Linked DNA regions of Homo sapiens: region 1 is linked to region 2. Evidence: read pairs that join two places in POLR2A ChIA-PET (ENCODE). Cell type or tissue: OCI-LY7. All regions are shown on one strand. Each heading gives the region's core, and the rest is flanking DNA. Links, peaks and the distances in the headings are about the cores only. Region 1 overlaps LOC124902807 (potassium/sodium hyperpolarization-activated cyclic nucleotide-gated channel 4-like). Region 2 overlaps HSD17B12 (hydroxysteroid 17-beta dehydrogenase 12).

Region 1 (4,317 bases), core at 318-4,317, 190 kb before region 2:
AATCTCTACTCCTTTGACAAACCTCCCTTTTGGTTCCGGTCCGGGAACTAAGGACGGCGACCCTGGTTCGGGCTGGCCCAAGACTCGGTTGCTGTCCACGGAAGATAGGTGCTGAAAATGCCTTGGTCCTCAGTGAGTTCAGTTCCGTGCGCCAGGGGGCGGGGTTGGCGCCAGCTGCGGTTAGCCCCGCCCTGGATGCAGGAGAGGGATACGGGGACGAGAGGGTTAAGGATGTTCAAAGGGATAGTCGTGACTTCGGTGAGAGCTTTGGGGGGAAGGAGGGGTGAGTGGGAAGGAAAGGAAAAAAGATTTAAAGGAGGGGGAGCGAAGTGTTAGATTCGAGGATGAGCCAAGGCCCGGCGTTTCAGGAATGGAAGGCCAGTGGCTCACCGGCTTTCCCTGCAGAGGCCAGGCACTATCCGGGTCTCCATTCCCAGGATCCCGCACCTTCCCGCCAGTGGGTTTGAAAGATTTCTCCTCGGTGATGGTGACTCAAAATAAGAGCCTATAGGTTGTTTTATTCGGACCCTCGTCCCCTCCCACTTCATGCCCCCCATACCCCCGTATTCTGTAATTCCCGGGAGGTGTGTAAAGTAGTGTGGTGTGGCATTTTTCTTATTATTCCCCCCTTTTCGCATGCTAGTCATAGAAGCCCCAAGTGAGTTGGTGGAATTAGTGAATTAGAAGCCAAAGCACAGGAGTTGCTGGTGCGATGCGCAGAGAATCCAAGCTAGGGAACATCGCGGGGCGCCTTAAAGCCAAAAGCTAAAGGAGTCTAAATCAGCCTGAAGGGAAATTGGGGAGGAGGTGTTCTCTAAGTTGCCAAATGTTATTGGGAATACCATCAGCTCTCTGGGGTTGTGGGCTGGACCCAGACTGAGATTCAGTGCAGTCAGCTCCAGACACTTTGGCCGAATCTGTGGCCAGACAGGTGAGGAGGGAGGAAGATTATCAGAGGCAGAGGGGGAATGAGTATCACGCGCACACAAAGACATTCATGCTGATTAACTCCAGGAGAGGGAGAATAAAAGTACATCCTCAAGCTGGCCCGTGAGGATGGGCTGTAGACTGTGGGAGAAATGAAGCACTCTTGCAGGTCTGCAGTAAGATTTGTGTACGTGCAGGAATATTTTATATGTTTATTAAAAAATATAAACTCGGGACGGTGAGGTAAGTATTAGTGGGGCTAGCCTTCAGGACAGAGAAGAGACCAGGTCTCTCTGCTTCATTCACCCCTTCCCTTCTGTCAACAGCCTCTGGCTTTAGTGACCTGACCCCGATACAGGGTAACAGGGGTGCAGCCCGGGCCGGGGGATGAGAGGGTGGGTGAGTTATGTTTAGCTCAGAAGCCGTCCCTCTCTCGGAAGGTTCCCTGACTGAGACTGAATATTCAACTCATAATAGTAACAAGGGCTTTTACCGATGTGCAGAATAACACAAATAACGCTGCAACCCACACTTTGTCTTGACAATTCAGTTCAAACCAAAGCTGCTCACAGCCTCTCGGCCCACCCCGCGGCCTCCTCGTCATTCACTGGGACCTACTGGTTCCCTTTCCCAAGCCTCGCCCCTCTCAGCCCTGCAAGTTGCGTGGTTGTGTTTACAAATTCTGCCACAATTGCAAAGGAAATAGGGGTGGGGGGAGCGGTCGGGGCGGGAGTGGTGGTAGCGCCAATAAAGCACTTGCAACACGTGGAGCGGTGGTTGGGGGGAGGTGTCCAAGAGTCAAGAAGGGGGCGGAGGGACACCCCATGGCCTCATTTCCACCTCCCCATTCTTCCCCACCCCTTCTCATTGCTTGGCACAATGCACAAGTTTACCCCCCGAACTGGATCCTATTAAATAATTCAATGGTAGCGGTGTAATTTTGGTTGGAACCAGCACGGATTCCCAAGTCGTGACTGCAAAAAGTGAGTAATGCGCGCTGGCTGCGTCATGGCTCTAGTCACAGTTCATTCCGAACTGAGAAGGAATCGTGACTTCGCCTGGAGACGTCCCCTACATGGGAGATGGGGGGCGGGGGGGCACCAAATCAGTGGGGACGGGGGTGGGGGGGAAGACCTATCCAATGAAAACCGCTGCCAGGGGGGCATTTGAACTCCGTCGCTTGCTGTCTCGCTGTCCCCTCTCTGCCCCGCGCACCTCGCTCCCCCTCCCGGCCGGCGCTCGCAGTGGCGCGCCTGCTCGCTCTCCCGCTAAGCGACGAGTCTTCAACAAGTTGGAGGAAGGCAGGAACGCAGGGGTTAAGCTCGGAAAGCCGCAATTACCAAGATCGTGACCCTCCCACACAGTACAGTAACTTATATACTTACCTGGAAGAACCCGCTTTGCCGCCGGGCAAACACCCGTGGGGGGCGGGGAGGGGCCGGAGGGAGCGGGCCGGCAGGAGAGGGGCTGCTTCCAGCTGGCTGCAGTGCGGACGGGACCGGCGCGCTCCCGTGGCCCCCAGACCGAGGTAAGGAGCAGGGAGTCGGCGCCCGGGTCGGCTGGTGGTCGGTCGGCTCACTGGTAGTCGGTCGGCTCACGGGTAGTCTGAGCAGAACTTTTTTTTCCCAGTTGCCCCGCGCCGCGGCGGCGGCGGGCGCAGACCGCGGAGCCCCTCTGGCGCGGCGGGCGCGCAGACGCTCGGAGGGTGTGTGCTTGCGTCTGTCAGTCCCGGAGCCGAGGGGATGCCGTGGGAGGGTGAGTGGGTCGCGGAGCTGCAGGAGGGTGATGGATGGGCGAAGGGGGTGGGTCGACAGGGACTTGAAGACAGTGCCTCCACCGTCGAGAGACGTTTTCTCCGGGCGTGCTGGGCGAGGGTGGGAGTGTGTGTGCGCGCGCGCGCGCCCGCCCGCACGTCGATTCCAGGGTGCCAAAGAACAAATATGGCAACTTTCCCCCCAAGTTCTTGCAATGTTTGCAGTAACCCATCCTGGGTGAGGTTTCCCCCACTGGGGGACTATACTGCTAGGGAGGGAGATAGTCAGGACGTCCCTTAGCCCACACCCTGCTTAGGTACTAATGGGGGGGGGGAGGGGCAGGAGAGGATGTGGGAAGGGTGGCGCTGCACTGCGAAGAAGGGCAACCCCTCAAAGTTTGGATGGATGGGATGGAGGAGGGGGCCGAGCGGGATGGAGGAAGAGGGAGGGAGGAAGAGGGAGGGAGGGAGAGTGAGGGAAGGAGATCTCCTTTCTCCCCATCTCTAGTCTTCCCTCCCCTCCTTTCTTCCTCCCGCAGAAGGTGGAATCTCCCGTCGTTGTGGGGTCAGGCAGTCAATGACGGGTTCGCCCCTTGTTGTTCCCCCTAGCATTCTGCAGAATGGGTAGAGAGTTGGGGGCGGGGGGGTGGGCTGCAGAGTTGAAAGTGCACCTGAGGCGAATGGGCCATTAAACACCCAATACTGAGACGGTTTCGGGGAGGATGCGGAGGGAGGAGCTTCACCTAGTTGAGCATTCAGAACTTTGGGTGGGAAAGGGGGTGTTGAGACATTCTCAATTTTCTAGAAATAGGATGACTAGTGTGGAGTTTGGGTTTATTTTATGTTCATCTTTGTCATTTTTCGTCTGGATCTTCTGGCTTGGGTCCCGTTGGGAGAGGTCGCTCTCTTAAACCTCTCTTTCCCAATACATCGCGCTACCCCCTCACTTGGGCTGGAATGAGGAGGGGGTCCTGAACCGCTTTTTTTGGCAACAACAATATTTTAACATGTTCCAGTCTAGGTTTTGTTGAATAATTAGAAATGGAAATATTTTTTTCTCCCTCCCCCTTCTGAAAAAAAAGGGGGAAATGTGAGCTCTCTTCTGATTGGTGGGTGACGATTTTAGTCCGCACCAATGAGCTGGCGGCCTCGTCTGTATTTATTTAGTGCTCTGGGGGAGTTTTTCTCTTTACGCAGCGCCTGTAGTCACGGCTGGAACCTTGGCTGGGGGACTCTGAGGGATAAGAGGGGATTCGGGGGGAATCCGAACTGTACCTGTTCAGAGATCCGCGACCTTGCAGCCGGGGCTGGCGGAACTCTGATAGGGAGATAGAGGGATAGGACAGGCAGGCGGGGAGGCTCCGGGTGCTGGGGCGACAGGAAAGGGGTGGAGGCTGGGCTCCGGGATCCGGGTGCCCCTCTGCGGTCCCCTTCTCGCCCTCCACACACTTCTCTCGGGGCTGAGTTGGGGGATCGCGGACGGTCTGGAGAAATGGAGACACGAGTCCAGGGGCGCGGAGGGGCGGGCAGCGCGCGGAGTGGTGAGACTGAGCCGCGATGGAACGCGCTGGGGAGACCCAGCCTGTTCGGCTCCAGGGTTCGGAGACATCCTGGGCTGAAGGCGGCGGCGAACCGAA
Region 2 (4,388 bases), core at 140-4,139:
TTCAAAAGACCAACCTGGGCAACATAGGGAGACCGTGTCTCTACAAATATAAAAAGTACAAAAATCAGCCAGGCTTGATGGTGTGCACCTGTGGTCCCAGCCACTGGGGAGGCTGAGGTGGAGGATTGCTTAAGCCTGGGAGGTTGAGGCTGCAATGAGCCACTGTCTCGTCACTGCGCTCCAGCCTGGGTAACAGAGTGAGACCCTGTCTCAAAAGAAAAAGAAAAACAAGTTTGCAGTCTTTATTATCCTTTAAGGCCTCTTAGCCTTGCAGGACATCTAAAGAGAAATTCTATATTGTTTGCAAGCCATTTCAGAATATTTGTAAGACGCATAGAACATTTTAGTAATAGGATTTGCCTTATTTTCAGTGAAATTTATTTCTTCTATTATGGTATATTTATAAATATTCTCCACTAATTTTGCTTTTGTCACATAACAAATATCTATAGATATGAATACTAAAACAATGTAAACTTCGGACATAGGAAAATCACAAAAATACGCATGTACAGGTTAGTGAGTGATTAGAGAGGGAGAGAATCACACGCTCCCTACTACTTTTTGTTTTTCTCCCCAGAGGGAGCCACTATCTTAATTTCTAACATTATCATTTAATTTTGACTTCTTGGACTTTATAGAAATTGTATGATACAGTATAGTTTCTTTTGAGTTTTGGCTTCTTCAGCTCAGCATTAATGTTTGTGACATTCATCCATATTTTTACATGTAGCTATAATTCACTCCTTTTAATCGCTTTATGAATGTATTACAATTTAGTTGTATATCCAATTGTTGATGGACTTTTGGGTTGCTTCCAGTTTCTGGCTATTATCAATAACGTGACTATGAACAATACTGTACATGTCTTTTGGAGCACATATATACATTATATACATTCATTTCTGTTGGATATATATGTAGGAGTGGACTCATATTCTTTTTTTTTTTTTTTTTTTTTTGAGACAGAGTATCGCTCTGTCACCTAGGCTGGAGTGCAGTGGGGCAATCTCAGCTCACTGCAACCTCCACCTCCCGGGCTCAAGTGATTCTCCTGCCTCAACCTCCCCAGTAACTGGGATTAAAGACACACACTACTATGCCCAGGTAATTTTTGTATTTTTAGTAGAGATAGGGCTTCACCATGTTGACCACACTGGCCTAGGACTCCTGACCTCAAGTGATCGACCCACCTCAGCCTCCCAAAGTGCTGGGATTACAGGTGTGAGCCACTGCGCCTGGCCTCACATTCTTGATAGTCTCTTTCTCATGTATAAAGCATTGCTGTTTCTTTCAAGATCTTTGGTACTGAGATACCGAGTACATTTCTCAAGATCATATTACAAATATGGTAGCAGACTCAGAATTTGCACCTTTGTTTCTTCTATAAACTGTCACCTTAAAAACAAAACAAGACAAAACCAAAAACATTTGATGAGACCTGTAAATCTAACTATTTTCATTTATTTTGGTAGTTTTTATAAGTTTTACAAGTAATTGCATATATATATATATCTCTGTCTCTCTCGAAAGCTGAACATCTAACCTTTTTATTTAACTGCTTTTTAAAGTTTTCAACCTACAAAATTTTATCTGTTGGTTCATGTGGAAGTTTACCTTCATTTAGCATGGTTCCAAGTGTTGAGTCGTTAATAGTGAGGAGACATAAAGTACATTTTAAAGATCCTGTTGATGGAGAGTAAATATGTTGCAGCTTACTGCATTAATTGGAAAATAAGCCATCATAAAATCCCCCTACTCCTGTTTTCTCTTAAAAGTTCATTCTTGAAAATGTCATAGAACAAATAGGTGTGCTCGTTTAAGTTGGTGTGTACTAACTATCTCAGCAAATGATGAGTTAAAAATTTTGGGGTTTTTTTTGGCATTGCCTTCTTTCCATCACCCCTTCATGCACAGTGTTAAAACATTATTAATTGAATTTTCTCTTGGCACAATTACAAGATGACTTTTGCAAGGAGGGCTTAATGTTATTTAAATCATCATTTTACATAGCAACATTGCCTCTGGGACTTTTATACAATGCAACTGCTTTGGTAGATGAAAGAAATCAAGTACTGCTGCACAGACTTTTAGGAGTGTTAATATATTTAAAAAGCAAGTAAAATGCCGATGTACTAGCTTGTGATCCAGTATGAATGGAAAATAAGTCCATGGGAATGGTTACTTTTTCTTGAATAGAACAGAGTATCATGGGAATGTGAGCTATTTCTAATCTTTTTTTGTGAATGAGTTTTCTTTAGATTAACAGATTTTCACCTGATTTGGGGGGAAAAGAAAAAGCTTTCAGCCAGGCATGGTGGCTCACCCCTGTAGTCTCAGCACCTTGGGAGGCCGAGGTAGGTAGATCGCTTGAGCCCAGGCGTTTGAGACCAGCCTGGGCAATATAGTGAGACCCCATCTCTACAAAAATACAAAAAAATAGCTGGGTGCGGTGGCACGTGCTTATAGTTTCAGCTGCTTGGGAGGCTGAGGCAGGAGGATCACTTGAACGTGAGAGGTGGAGGTTACAGTGAGCAGAGATTGCGCTACTGCACTCCATCCTGGGCAACAGTGAGACCCTGTCTCAAAACAAAAAACTCCACAAACTTTCAAGCCATTTTGAAAATGTTCAGAAATTTCTTGAATATTTTATTAAGAACATTTTATCTTACTAGATTTGAAAAATATTTTGTGGTTTATTTATTCATTTTAAAAATAGAATTAAAAAAATTTTTTTCAGAGATAAGGTCTTGCTTTGTCACCCAGGCTGGAGTGTAGTGGTGTGATCATAGCTCACTGTAACTTTAAACTCCTGGGCGCAAGCAGGTCTGCCTCAGCCACCCAAGTAGTTAGCACTACAGGTGCACACCACTATGCTAGCTAATCTTTAAATTTTTCATAGAGTTGGAATCTTGCTCTGTTGCCCAGGCTGCTCTCAAACTCCTGACCTCAGTGATCCTCCCACCTTGGCCTCACAATATGCTGGAATTACAGGAGTGAGCCACTGTACCTGGCCTAAAATCGACTTTGTTTCTTAGAGTAGTTTGAGTTCACAGCAAATTGAACAGAAGGTAAAGAGACTTCCCAAATACTCCGTGTCCCCATATGTATGCAGCCTCCCCTACTATAAAATTCCCACATCAGAGTGTTAGATTAGAACCTATACTGACACATCGTTATCACCTAAAGTTCATAGTGCAGTGTAAATTTTTCATGGCCTTGGAAGGAATACATTTAAATCTCAAGTTTTTGTTGTATATACCACCTACAAAATGTTTTTCCTAGATGTCTACATTTTGATTCCTTAGCTTATTTCTCTTTTGACTTTTTGAAAATGGAATAGAAAGTATATTTTTTGCTTTTTGCCCTTTTATGTTTTTAAGTTTAACATTAAATGTCTTTGGAAAATATATTTTACTCTATGCCTCTCTTTTCTGTTTCTGTTGTACATCGGGTATAGCCTGAAAGGGATCCAGGTAGATCCTAGGTCACATATGTGTATGCTTATAGAAACCAGGCTGGTGATAGGAATGATCTAAGTGGGCTGGGGTGAGGCAAAACTGAACACATGCCCCATGTAAAGGTGTCAGCTCTAGCTGTTACTACGCTGTAGGGCAAGCTCAGGGGTGCCACATTTTCCAATTTTTTTAAAGAATTTTTAAAGAAAACCAAGATGTTTTATGTAAGACTTTGTAATTTTTTTTTTTTTTGAGATGGAGTCTCGCTCTGTCACCCAGCTGGAGTGCAGTGGCACAATCTCGGTTCACTGCAACCTCTGCCTCCCAGGTTCAAGCGGTACTCCTGCCTCAGCCTCCCAAGTAGCTGGGATTACAGGCACATGCCATCACGCCCAGCTAATTTTTTGTGTTTTTAGTAGAGGCAGGGTTTTACCATGTTGGCCAGGATGGTCTCGATCTCCTGACCTCATGATCTGCCCCCCACGGCCTTCCAAAGAGCTGGGACTACAGGCATGAGCCACCACGCCTGGCCAAGACTTTGTAATTTTACATCAGCCCTAATTGGAATGAAAGAAAACTGAGGGTCCAACAACCCATGGACCACTCTTTTCATTTATTTATCTTTATCAAGTCATTATTTCTATAACAATTAAATGTGCTAGAGACTCTTCGAAGAGGTTTATAGAAATCAACTCATTGAATCCTTGAAAACCCCTTTGAGATTGGTACTTATATTATTCTCATTTGAGACATGATCCAAGTAAGATACAGAGGGGTAAGAATTCCAAGGTAGGTGGAATTCTAAGATGTTCCCCAAGATTCTCACCTTCAGGTATATACACCCCATATGATTCCCTTCCCTTAAGTTTAGGTGGGACCTGTGAGCATCATGGATGCCATTCTTGTGATTGGTTACATTATATGGCAAAG

Evidence for each region. ChIA-PET counts read pairs that join two places held together with the same protein. Peaks named below come from ENCODE experiments on the same cell type or tissue, not always from the same donor. Only the 100,000 strongest peaks of a DNase experiment are listed, where the experiment ranks them.
Region 1: POLR2A ChIA-PET joins it to region 2 with 5 read pairs; 2 of 35 experiments call an interaction of 5 or more read pairs at or near these places.

What each region holds. Positions count from the first base shown.
Region 1 is chr11:43,577,062-43,581,378 of GRCh38, forward strand. It overlaps LOC124902807 (potassium/sodium hyperpolarization-activated cyclic nucleotide-gated channel 4-like), which reads right to left. Exons shown (of 3, transcript XM_047428006.1): 1 at 3,956-4,317; 2 at 2,313-2,949. It also overlaps a transcript of HSD17B12 not described here. Among named protein-coding and RNA genes, the nearest start is that of MIR129-2, 2.2 kb to the right of the region's middle. RefSeq lists silencers at 1-252, 2,148-2,197, 2,298-2,557 and an enhancer at 3,618-4,317. In OCI-LY7, for the core only: a CTCF peak has its summit at 2,211; a DNase peak (open chromatin) is centred at 2,180; H3K4me3 peaks cover 1,761 bases.
Region 2 is chr11:43,770,523-43,774,910 of GRCh38, forward strand. All of the region lies in intron 3 of HSD17B12 (hydroxysteroid 17-beta dehydrogenase 12), which reads left to right. Among named protein-coding and RNA genes, the nearest start is that of HSD17B12, 92 kb to the left of the region's middle. In OCI-LY7, for the core only: no CTCF peak of the experiment used is centred there; no DNase peak of the experiment used is centred there.